Regions from separate parts of the Homo sapiens genome. Here all the other regions are linked to region 2. Evidence: chromatin contacts called from ENCODE Hi-C or POLR2A ChIA-PET data. All regions are on one chromosome and are shown on one strand. The core of a region is the stretch at or near the end of the contact, and the rest is flanking DNA. Distances in the headings are between cores, read along the strand shown. Region 1 holds the start of DUSP3 (dual specificity phosphatase 3). Region 2 holds the start of GPATCH8 (G-patch domain containing 8). Region 3 holds the start of ACBD4 (acyl-CoA binding domain containing 4).

Evidence for each region. Hi-C counts contacts between places; a loop is a spot of excess contacts on that map. ChIA-PET counts read pairs that join two places held with the same protein, here RNA polymerase II (POLR2A). Pooled maps may share reads with other maps.
Region 1: a map of CD4-positive, alpha-beta T cell shows a loop between it and region 2 (3-fold over the local background). The contact joins the promoter of DUSP3 here to the promoter of GPATCH8 in region 2. A Hi-C loop is called at or near these places in 1 of 168 maps with a recorded cell type or tissue (CD4-positive, alpha-beta T cell) and 6 of 50 pooled maps. POLR2A ChIA-PET finds 5 or more read pairs at or near these places in 1 of 52 experiments (BJ).
Region 3: a loop to region 2 is called in a pooled map, with 9 times the contacts of the local background. The contact joins the promoter of ACBD4 here to the promoter of GPATCH8 in region 2. A Hi-C loop is called at or near these places in 7 of 50 pooled maps. POLR2A ChIA-PET finds 5 or more read pairs at or near these places in 4 of 52 experiments (MCF 10A, WTC11, activated B cell and 1 more).

The regions. Positions count from the first base shown.
Region 1 is chr17:43,777,620-43,781,150 of GRCh38, reverse strand. DUSP3 (dual specificity phosphatase 3) reads left to right here and starts at 2,174. Exons shown (of 3, transcript NM_004090.4): 1 at 2,174-2,351. The coding sequence starts at 2,227. It overlaps CFAP97D1 (CFAP97 domain containing 1), which reads right to left and starts at 716. Exons shown (of 6, transcript NM_001136483.3): 1 at 565-716; 2 at 1-32. The coding sequence starts at 688. RefSeq lists a silencer at 1,994-2,683 and an enhancer at 2,616-2,910.
Region 2 is chr17:44,501,633-44,505,084 of GRCh38, reverse strand. It overlaps GPATCH8 (G-patch domain containing 8), which reads left to right and starts at 1,679. Exons shown (of 8, transcript NM_001002909.4): 1 at 1,679-1,759. The coding sequence starts at 1,715. RefSeq lists a silencer at 1,396-1,745 and an enhancer at 1,846-1,945.
Region 3 is chr17:45,133,444-45,136,936 of GRCh38, reverse strand. It overlaps ACBD4 (acyl-CoA binding domain containing 4), which reads right to left and starts at 1,250. Exons shown (of 10, transcript NM_001135705.3): 1 at 984-1,250; 2 at 705-829; 3 at 317-437; 4 at 161-245. The coding sequence starts at 792.

The DNA.
Region 1 (3,531 bases), core at 925-3,424, 720 kb after region 2:
CACTGGAGGTTTGGTATCAACAGTAGGCTTCGCTAGAGAAGGGGGATAAAAGGGAACAATGTTACATCACAGGAATTCCAGTAGCGGCCTCAGAAAACCAGCACTAGACAATGTCCTTGACTAATGAACAATTTCGAATTAGGACCTTAATGCGACTCAAGAAGTTTGGTTTGATTTATCAAATGAACATCTCTGGAGAGTTTTGAGCAGAAACAAAAGAATAGTGAAAATAAAATTTACAGAGATAAATGTCCTTCTAATCCAATGAAAGAGCTTCTCTTCCAATCTTTTTCCAATATTATTAGCCTGTCTATTGGCTTCTGAAGTCTTATCCCCTTTCTAACGTACTTCGGCTTTAAGGAGTTTAAAGGAGTATTTCCATCCAGTGAACTCCCTGGTGGAAGATACATTTTGTTATTGGTGCTAATGCCCTCTTCCCCAAACTCAGCAGATAAGGCCATATCATCCCAAAGCTGTGACCTGGTCTGGTTTCCTGTTGATCTCTTTATGGGGTACCATTCCAAAATCCCTAATAGCAGTGTCCAGCCCAAACTGCCCACATACCTATTTGTATTCTATTCTTGTGAGATACGTAGTGGCCAAAGTCCAGTTTCTTTCTGAAGGTTGTGCTTTGCCTGTGATTAGAGACGATAACAGGGTAGGCCAGATAATCCAGGGAATTGTTCATCTTCTCTTCCTAGTCTCACTTCAGAAATGAGGTACCCAGACTCCTCTGTGAGGTGCCTAGCTGTCCCCATGACAAGCTGTCATAGTTACCCAGTTATGACATCAGGGACAGGTCCCGGGAAGGGAGTAGGAGCAGCAGAGCATGGCTGGCTGCCTCTGGGCTTGTGTTTTTAATGCTAACCTCGGCTCAAGTCAAGATGAAGGTCAAGGAACTCGAAAGCTTTCCCCGCTGCTTAGAATGCAGATGCTGCCAGCCAACACCAGAAGGAAAGAAGTGGTGCACCGGGAGGGGTGGGCAGGCACGGGGTGGGGTGAGGGATACAGAAATTCCAGCCTTGGTTACACATCTTGGGCTATCAGCTAAGTAGTCTCCACTGCAATAGCTCCCCTGAAGGTGCAAGACCACAAGTTTTGGAGGAGGAGAAAGTTGACCCTAATGATAATCGGATCCAATTCCTTTTGCAAATGAGGAAACTGAAGACCACAGCAGCAGCAACGTTACTCAAGAACCAAGTTGGTGGCAGGGCTGGGCTCAGGATGTGGGGTTCCTGAATTCAAGGCCAAATTTGCCCTTTTGCAGGAAGGAAACTGCCAGTTTTTCATGGCAGTAGGGGAGGGCAGCTTTCCTCCAGTACAGAGACTATCTTTTGTACTTAGTGGGAGTTCAGGAAATGCTGAGTGGCTTATGGTGGGCTGGCATCTGCTCCAGGAAGGGCTGCAGGAGTCTGATTTATCTCCACCCCAGCACAGGGTATAGCACCCACTGGGTGCTCAACGCATTTGTTGATGAAGGACTAACACCTATTGAGTGCTCGCCATGCAGTGCTGGGTGCCTTCTTTGAATGTCACATTTAACCCTTCCAGCAACCCTAGAATTAGGTACCATTACTATCCCGCTTTTTTTTTTTTTCCCTGCAAACAGGCTCAGGTTAAGTAATTCCTCAGAATTCCAAACCTGACTGCTTTTAAGCACGACGATGACTCTCAATGAATGTTGAAAGCAGATGCGCCCCAGAGTAGGGCTTCTCAGACTTTGACCGTAGGGACCTCCTGGGGTCCGTAAAATGTCCACTCTGATCCAGCAGGGCTGGGCTGGGGCGGGGATTCTGTCAAGCGCCCGGGTGGTGCCTCCACTGCAGGGAGCCGCTCACGAGCCGAACCCGGCGGTCCCTGTAATCATGAAAGACTGAAGCGACCCCTAGGTGTACCTCCGCCACGAAATGTTTATTGGGCCCTGCATTTAATTCAGGGAAGGAAGTTACCGCGCTTGCCAGTTTACAAAGATACACAAACGGCCTGGACCGGGATGGGGCGAGGACCCCTGAGACTCCAGGGCGGTGGCGTCTTCCCCCCGGGACGCGCCCAGGAGTGGCGCGCGGGGCCCCCGCGTCACGGCGCCCGCGCTCCGCAGCTCCCGGAGCCCGGCGGGCCCGCCCCAGGGGCGGGACGGGGCGGCTCCCGGCGCGAGCCCCCGCCCAGCTGATCCGCCGCTCTCCGCCTCGCTTGCTCCTGCCGGGCGTGCAGGGCCCCGCCGCCGCCATGTCGGGCTCGTTCGAGCTCTCGGTGCAGGATCTCAACGACCTGCTCTCGGACGGCAGCGGCTGCTACAGCCTCCCGAGCCAGCCCTGCAACGAGGTCACCCCGCGGATCTACGTGGGCAACGCGTGAGTCCCTTTCGCGAGCCCGGCCCCGCCGTCCCTCTCGGGACGCCCCGCCCACCCGAGGCTGGGGTCGGGGTGTCGCGAGTCTTGGGTTGGGGGAGCCCGGGCGCGATGGCCCCTCCGGGAGCCACAGCGGGGGCTTGGGAGGGGCCTGGAGTCGACGCCTACCCCCGCGCGTGGGGCCAAGGAACTGGAACCCTGCCTGGCCGGGCGCGGCCCTTCCCCGTGGCGGGGTGCACGGAGCCCGGGTGGCGCCTGCCCGGGTCCCAGCCGCCACCCGCTTGGGGCTTGGCCTTGGGCGGGGTCGGGGCTACCATGTTCACTTAACAGGTGACCCTCGGTCGCCCGGCCGGTCTCCTGCCCGCGCGTCATGTGACAGCTGCCTGGTTCTGCAGTGAGGTCACCGCGGAATGTCTGCCTTCGCCGCCATGGCAACGGGCCGACGTCACAATTCGGGCATGGAATTTTCCCGGCCCGGCAGTCCCGGATCAGGGAACCTAAACACCCCAAATGAGCGAGTCCGGGGAGCTGGGCCGGGATTTCCAGGCCCCCACCTTCCAGATGTGATTTGATTTACAGGAGATTCTAGAACGGTCCAGTGATAACCCCCCTAAGGACCTGAGCCACCACCTAGAAAAGGCTCTTGACCTTTCACCCCCAGGCTCTGTCACCCAGGCTGGAGTGCAATGGCGAGATCTCGGCTCACTGCAACCTCTGCCTCCTGGGTTCAAGCAATTCTCCTGCCTCAGCCTCCCGAGTAGCTGGGATTACAGGCGCCCGCCACCACGCCTGGCTACTTTTTGTATTTTTAGTAGAGACGGGGTTTCACCATATTGGCCAGGCTGGTCTCTTGGCCAGGCTGGTCTCAAACTCCTGACCTCATGATCCGCCCACCTCGGCCTCCAAAAGTGCTGGGATTACAGGCGTGAGCCACCGCACCCGGACAGTAAGAGATTTTTTTTAATTTAAATTTTAAATTTTTTTTCTAGTAAGAATGTCTAATCAGCAGGAAAGAACCAGTGTTAACATTCTGAGATGTGAAATAGGAGCCTCAAGAAAGAATATATTAGCATGCCTGTACAGCCTTGGAAAGCCTCAAGTTGGATTTTCACGATACTCTGAGGACCCAGTTACCAAAATCCTAAGCTTCATGGCTCAGCCCAAGGATGGCATGTTGAAAACT
Region 2 (3,452 bases), core at 430-2,929:
GTCAGGAGTTCCAGACCAGCCTTGCCAACATGGTGAACCCCGCCTCCACTAAAAATACAAAAAAAAAAAAAAAAAAAAAAGTCCGGGCGAGGTGGCTCACGCCTGTAATTCCAGCATTTTGGGAGGCCGAGGCAGGCGGATCACGAGGTCAGGAGATCGAGACCAGCCTGGCTAACACGGTGAAACCCCGTCTCTACTAAAAATACAAAAAATTAGCCGGGCTTGGTGGCGGGCGCCTGTAGTCCCAGCTACTCGGGAGGCTGAGGCAGGAGAATGGCGTGAACCCGGAAGGCGGAGCTTGCAGTGAGCCGAGATCGCGCCACTGCACTCCAGCCTGGGCGACAGAGTGAGACTCCTTTTCAAAAAAAAAAAAAAACAAATGAGCTGGGCTTAGTGGTGGGCGCCTGTAATCCCAGCTACTAGGGTGGCTGAGGCAGGAGAATCTCTTGAACCTGGGAGGCGGAGGTTGCAGTGAGCCGAGATTGCGCCACTGTACTCCGGCGACAGTGCGAGACTCCGTCTCAAAAAAAAAAAAAAAAAAAGAATACAATGTTTGAATTCTGTGTGCCCTGCCTCCCCTTAGATGGAAGCGTAGGCTGAAGCATGGGTGGGGCAAAGGGTAACAGCTAGAAAATACACACCCTTCCTCAAAAAATTACATTCCATTTGACTCTTTCAGGGCAGGGTAAGACCCATTTTTCCATTGTGTGATTTCTGTCAACTACTCTTTTCAAAAGGAGAGAAGTCCTGCCACCCTTCTATGTGTTTTATGTATTTTGGCTAAGAGTCCTGGAGCACTGGGTGAGGTCCTCAGAAGGGATGGAAAAATCCGATTCTTGACTCTCATAGTCAGCGCTAGGCAGGAGCATCAGAGATTACTGAATCCAATTTCCCTATTGTATAAAAAGGAAACTGAAGCCCAGAGAGCTTTAGTCGATCTGGATCAACTTCGGTCCCTTGTGAAATACTTCTCTCAAAGGATGGCTCGAAGTCAAGCTCCTTGCAGTCTTTGGGCCTTTGGGTCTAACGTTCCCTATGCCCCAATGCTGTAGGCTCCTCGCTGTGCCTCGGTCAAAGGTCCTTTCAGAGACTGTCCCTCTCAGCACTGTGGCCAGTTTTACTTTTTTGTGGCACTTGTTGATATTTAAAAATATTTATTTTACGAGTTATGTGAGTTCTTCCACTGGAATGAAATCCCCATAAGAGGAGATCATTCCTGTCTCGTTCACCGTTGAATCCTCAGGGTGAGCTGAGATTCGAAGCTAAGCAGTCTGGCTCTAAGGTCGCGCTTTCGGCCCAACATTATGCTGCTATTTAGTGAAGACGATGGACTTCTGCGCACACGGGGAAGCAACAGTGAGAAAAGACACCCGGAAGTGAGCAACAGCAAAACATCCAGATTTGTCCGCACGGTGCCCCCTCTGACCTTTCCCTCCGGAAGCTCTCGCGGCTCTCGGGCGGGAGTGCGCACGCGCGGCCACCGGGGTCGCTCCGGGTCGCGCGCGGAGCAGGGGCTAGAGGGAAGGGTCAGCCTCCAGGGCTGGCAGGCGCCTGCGCCGCGGGGCTCCCGTCAGGACGCGCATTCTCGCTCCCTCCCTCGGCTGCGCGCGCCCGGTGGGCGTGGGAGGAGGCGGGGAACCGGGGAGGGGTGGGTGTCGCAGGAGGGAAGGAGCGAACCGGAGAGCGTCGTCCTGAGAGGAGTGAAGGCGGCAAAATGGCGGACCGCTTCTCCCGCTTCAACGAAGACCGAGACTTTCAGGTAAACACGGGCGTCGCCGAGGATGCGGGGAAGGCGCTGGTCTAGCCCAGAACCTCCTTCATCTCCGGCTCCCAGCCCTCTTTCCTTCCAGTTTTGCTCCGACTTGCGAACCAGCTCGCTCTTCTCCCGTCTCTGCTTTCTCAAGAGGCCTCCCGGCTTGAGGGAGGCCGCATCTCCTCGCACCCGCATTCTCTTACCCCTGAAACTCAGGCCGCGGGGCTTGCGGCTTCCGCCTGTTTGGCATCGGATTTCGGAACCGGGCCTGAGCGCCGTGTGAGGGGCTGTGCCCTCCAGGTCTGCCCGATCTGTGCCGGCGAAGGGCTGGCTCCCAGGGGACAAGAGGGGTGGTTGGGTTGGGCTGAGAGGGCTTGGGGGAGAGTATTGCTGAGGCCAAGGCTTCCGAACCCCGGGATTTTGCTCTCACGGATCCTTTTGGGGTCCTTCTCTTTTCTTTCTTCACTGTGATAAATCAATTCCTTTCATTGTCTGCTTTTCCTCTTCCTTACCTGGGAAAAGGTTGCCTTCGCTATCAGACGCCTTATTGGTTAGTCATACATTGAGATTTCGCGGGGCATAAGTGTTGCTGTTATTAGGCTGTTAATTGGGCTTGGAAAGCAGTAAGTTACTGGACTATGATCCGATGTGAGCCTAACCTCAAATCCTATCTCGAAAGATTTGTGAGAAGCGTGATGATAATAGGCCGTCCACGCATGGGGTCACTAGTGCCAAAAGCTTGATTTTTCTTTCTTCAATTGCAAATGTTAGTATGGAAAAATGCCCTTACGATGGCAAGCTCTATTGAGTAAAAAATAAAGGCCAAATTAGAATAACTTGTTTTTTCGCTGTTGAAAATACCTTTCTGTTGAAATTGTTACCGCGGAAATCTCGAAGACTAAAAGGGATTTAGTAGAGATTGGCTATTTCTAGGTAAAATACATCCGTAGAGTCTCAAAAAAAAAAAAAAAACACTGCATTACTACCGCATATCCTGGCAACTGCAATTTGGGTCGGGATGAATCTCAGAACTCAAGTTTTTATCCCGCTGCAGATCCTACTCAAAGCAGTACGAAAGCACTCTAGATGTGTTTCAGAAGGCAGTTTAAAGAGTTTGAATTCCCTGAGATGATAGGATTGGTAAATAAATAGGTAAAGCAGTTTAACAATTTTAACTCAGCACTGTTAACAGTCTAGTACATAGAACGCTTATGAGAAGTTTTGCAGCAGTAAGGGATCTGGGGGCTGTTAAAAAGCCTTGTGATCATGCGCCTGCTGTATAGCTGCAGCACAATACAGGAGAGTCTCAGGATGTTCTAAGGATATAATGCAGATTCACCAAAGTTTGAAGCAGTTCATGTTAGCCTTTTGATCCCTGAGAAATATATATATATACACACATATATATATATTAGCAAGCACTATAAAATATGAGTTGGCTGCAAGGTGTATGAGCTTTATTGATTTTTAAATTACCGGTAGAGACATACTGATAACTAAAGCCCGCAAATGCTTTTCAGAGGAGAGAATAATCTCAAGGTGACCTAATAAAATCGAAAATAGATAATATGGACAGTTAAGTTTTGAGGGAAGATGACTGTCAACCACAGAATTCCAGCAGGCTTAGCAAACAGGATTTTCAGGGCCTTTAATGAAGATTTTGAAAATTGTGGATAGCAGAGTGTGAATGCTGTTTCCT
Region 3 (3,493 bases), core at 1-2,500, 630 kb before region 2:
TGTGCCCAGTCAGGGGCCAAAGATAGGCAGGGTTGGGGGTAACATGAAGGTGGTGATTCCCATGAGGGGGTCCATGTGTAGGAAACGTAGTGGGGGTCAGAACTGGAAGGGTGAGGCCACCTGGCCAGGAGCCTGGGGACAGAGAACCTGCAGCCCTTACCTTCTGTGCCACCAGTTTCATTTCAGTGATGTAGGCAGACATGGCCTCCTCCCTGCTCATCTTGCCCAGACTGTTCCAGGCGTCCCTGGGGGCAGAGGGCTGTGAGAGGGCTGCTTGACAGCTGAGGCTTGTCTGCCCAGCCAGCAGGGAGCTCACCACTTATATCGTCCAATGGGGTCCCAGAACCCGGGCCGGGGGACCAGGCAGGGCCCCATGGTGGCCTGCTTGTAGTAACTGTAGAATCGCAGCATCTCTTCATAGGAGGGGCGGTAAGAACCTGGGCAGAGAGTTGGGAAGCCAGGGCAAAGCATCACTCCCAGCTCCAAGGGGCGGAGGGGCGGGAGAACCCTGCTTGGAAAGGGCAGAGGTGGTGATGGGTCCCACCCAGGGCATCTGGACTAGGATAGGAAGCGGAGGGAACCCCCAGGACAGCCCAGGCAGGGGCTTGTCTGCAAAAACTGCAGTGATCAGGACCATTCTTTCTTCAGAGTCAGACCCCAGGCGTCCTGAATGCGAGTCCAAATGCGAGTCCCCGCAGCCTCACCGTTCTTGGGCAGGTTCTGGATGACGCTCACTGCAGCCTGGAACTGTTTCTGGCAGTCGGGCTCTGGGCTTTCTTTCTCGGTGCCCATGCTGCTGCGAGCCCTGGGGCCCTACTTTTGAGCGACTCTGCAAGAAGCAGCCTTCGTGTGAGGGGGCCTCCAGGGTCCCCCCGGCACCATAAGCCAAGGATTCACTTCCCAGAGGGGCAAACTAAGCTCTTTAGAGGCCTCAGACACCCTGGGAGGTCAGAAGTTGTGGTTGAGGAGCCTCCTTTTCCTACCTCAAGGCAGTGTGGTGGGGTCAGGGTCGCCAGGTGGCGAGGCAGGTGGCGAGGGCCTCAGTGCCAGATGTGTCCGTCCCCAGATGCGCCTCCTTTAGGTGCACATCTCCAACTCCCGAACAGGTGGAGAAACAAGATAGGAGTACTCAGGGCGGGGCGAACAGTCTCCCACCCTGGCCGCCTGCACCTTGGCCCAGCGTGTGCCCCGCGGCGCCCACTGCCAGGACACCTGGGTCCTCTCTCGCCACCACCCCGCGGCTTCCTACTGACCCCGGGGTCCAGCAGGGCCGGGATGGCGACGCAGATCGAGGGGGGGAATTTAGGCCAATGAGAGAGCCTGTTTCACATTCGGCTTACCTACCTCAACCATTCAGCACAGCTCTTTCAAGATCATGCAAATAGTTTCTCAGAGCCTTTCCCAATCAGGCGGGGCTTAATCGAAGGGTCGGACTTCCCAGCCCGGGATGGCCAAGGCGGGCGGCAGCGCCCCCTGGTGCACATAGTGAAAGGTCGTGGCGTCCTAGCGCCCCCTGGTGGAAATCCGCATCTGTTCGCTGATATCCAGGCCTGGCCGATCCGAGGCAACCCACTCAGCTCTCTAGACACTTAGGCACTGGGGATTAAAAAAAGTCATGTCCTGTGGTCAGGTGTTCTAGAGGAAGGACATCACAGCTCAGTTTTGGAAGATGGTCGGGCACGGTGGCTCATGCCTGTAATCCCAGAACTTTGGGAGGCCAAGGCGGGCGGATCACCTGAGGTCAGGAGTTCGAGACCAGCCGGGCCAACATAGTGAAACCCCATCTCTACTAAAAATACACAAATTAGCCGGGCGTGGTGGCGCGCGCCTGTAATCCCAGCTACACGGGAGGCTGAGGCAGGAGAATCGCTTGAACCCGGGAGGTGGAGATTGCAGTGAGCCAAGATTGCCCCACTGCACTCCAGCCTGGGCGAGAGTGAGACTCCATCTCAAAAAAAAAAAAAGAGTAAGCAAAATGGACATCGCAGAATGATGGTTACCAGAGGCTGGGAAGGGTACTGGGGAGGGGGGGAAATGGGTACAAAAATACAGTTAGAATGAATGAGATCCAGTGTTCGGTAGCACAATACAACGATTATAGTTACCAATAATTTATTGTATCTTTTTATTTTGTTTATTTTATTTTATTTATTTATTTTTTTGAGACGGAGTCTCACTCTCTCCCGGGCTGGAGTGCAGTGGCGTGATCTCGGCTCACTGCAATCTCCGCCTCCCGGGTTCACGCCATTCTCCTGCCTCAGCCTCCCGAGCAACTGGGATTACAGGCGCTCGCCACCACGCCCAGCTAATTTTTTGTATTTTTTAGTAGAGACGGGGTTTCACCATATTAGCCAGGATGGTCTCGATCTCCTGACCTCGTGATCCGCCGACCTCGGCCTCCCAAAGTGTTGGGATTACAGGCGTGAGCCACCGCGCCCGGCCTATTGTATCTTTTTAAATTAATTATTTTAAAAACAATTTTTGTAGAGGCAGAAGTCTCATTATGTTGCCCAGGCTGGTCTTCATTCAATACCTGGCCTCAAGTGATCATCCCACCTCTGCCTCCCAAAGTGCTGGGATTACAGGCGTGAGCCACCGCATCCGGCCAATTTATTGTATATTTCAAAATAACTGGGCGGGAAGTGGTGGCTCAGGCCTGTAGTCCCAACACTTTGGGAGGCCAAGGCAAGAGAATTGCTTTGAGGCTGCAGTGAGCTATGATCATGCCACTGCACTCCACCCTGGGCAACCAAGTAGTGAGACCTTGTCTCTAATAAACAAATAAAATACAAATACAAATAACTAAAAGCGGAATTGGAATGTTCCTAATACAAAGGAATGATAAATGCTTGAGGTGATGGTTACTTCAATTACCTTGATTTGATCATTACACATTTTATACCTGTATCAAAACATTACATGCCTCTCCATAATTCTCTGCAACTATTAAGTGTCCATAACAATTAAAAGAAATGTAGACTTAGCCTATCCAACAACAAGAATAACAAAAGGGTAAACCAGGAGAATAAGGAAGGTTGTTTCTGGAGGAAGGAACGGCAGGATCAAAAGCACAAAGGCGAATACGATAATCAAGAAGAAAATTCAGGGCCGGGCGCGGTGGCTCACGCCTGTAATCCCAGCACTTTGGGAGGCCGAGGCGGGCGGATCACGAGGTCAGGAGATCGAGACCATCCCGGCTAAAACGGTGAAACCCCGTCTCTACTAAAAATACAAAAAATTAGCCGGGCGTAGTGGCGGGCGCCTGTAGTCCCAGCTACTTGGGAGGCTGAGGCAGGAGAATGGCGTGAACCCGGGAGGCGGAGCTTGCAGTGAGCCGAGATCCCGCCACTGCACTCCAGCCTGGGCGACGGAGCGAGACTCCGTCTCAAAAAAAAAAAAAAAAAAAAAAAAAAAAAGAAAATTCAGGACCCCAGAGTGGCGTAGGGACCCAAGCCAGTGTGCAGAATCTCTGGGCCTGGGAGATCTGAGGATG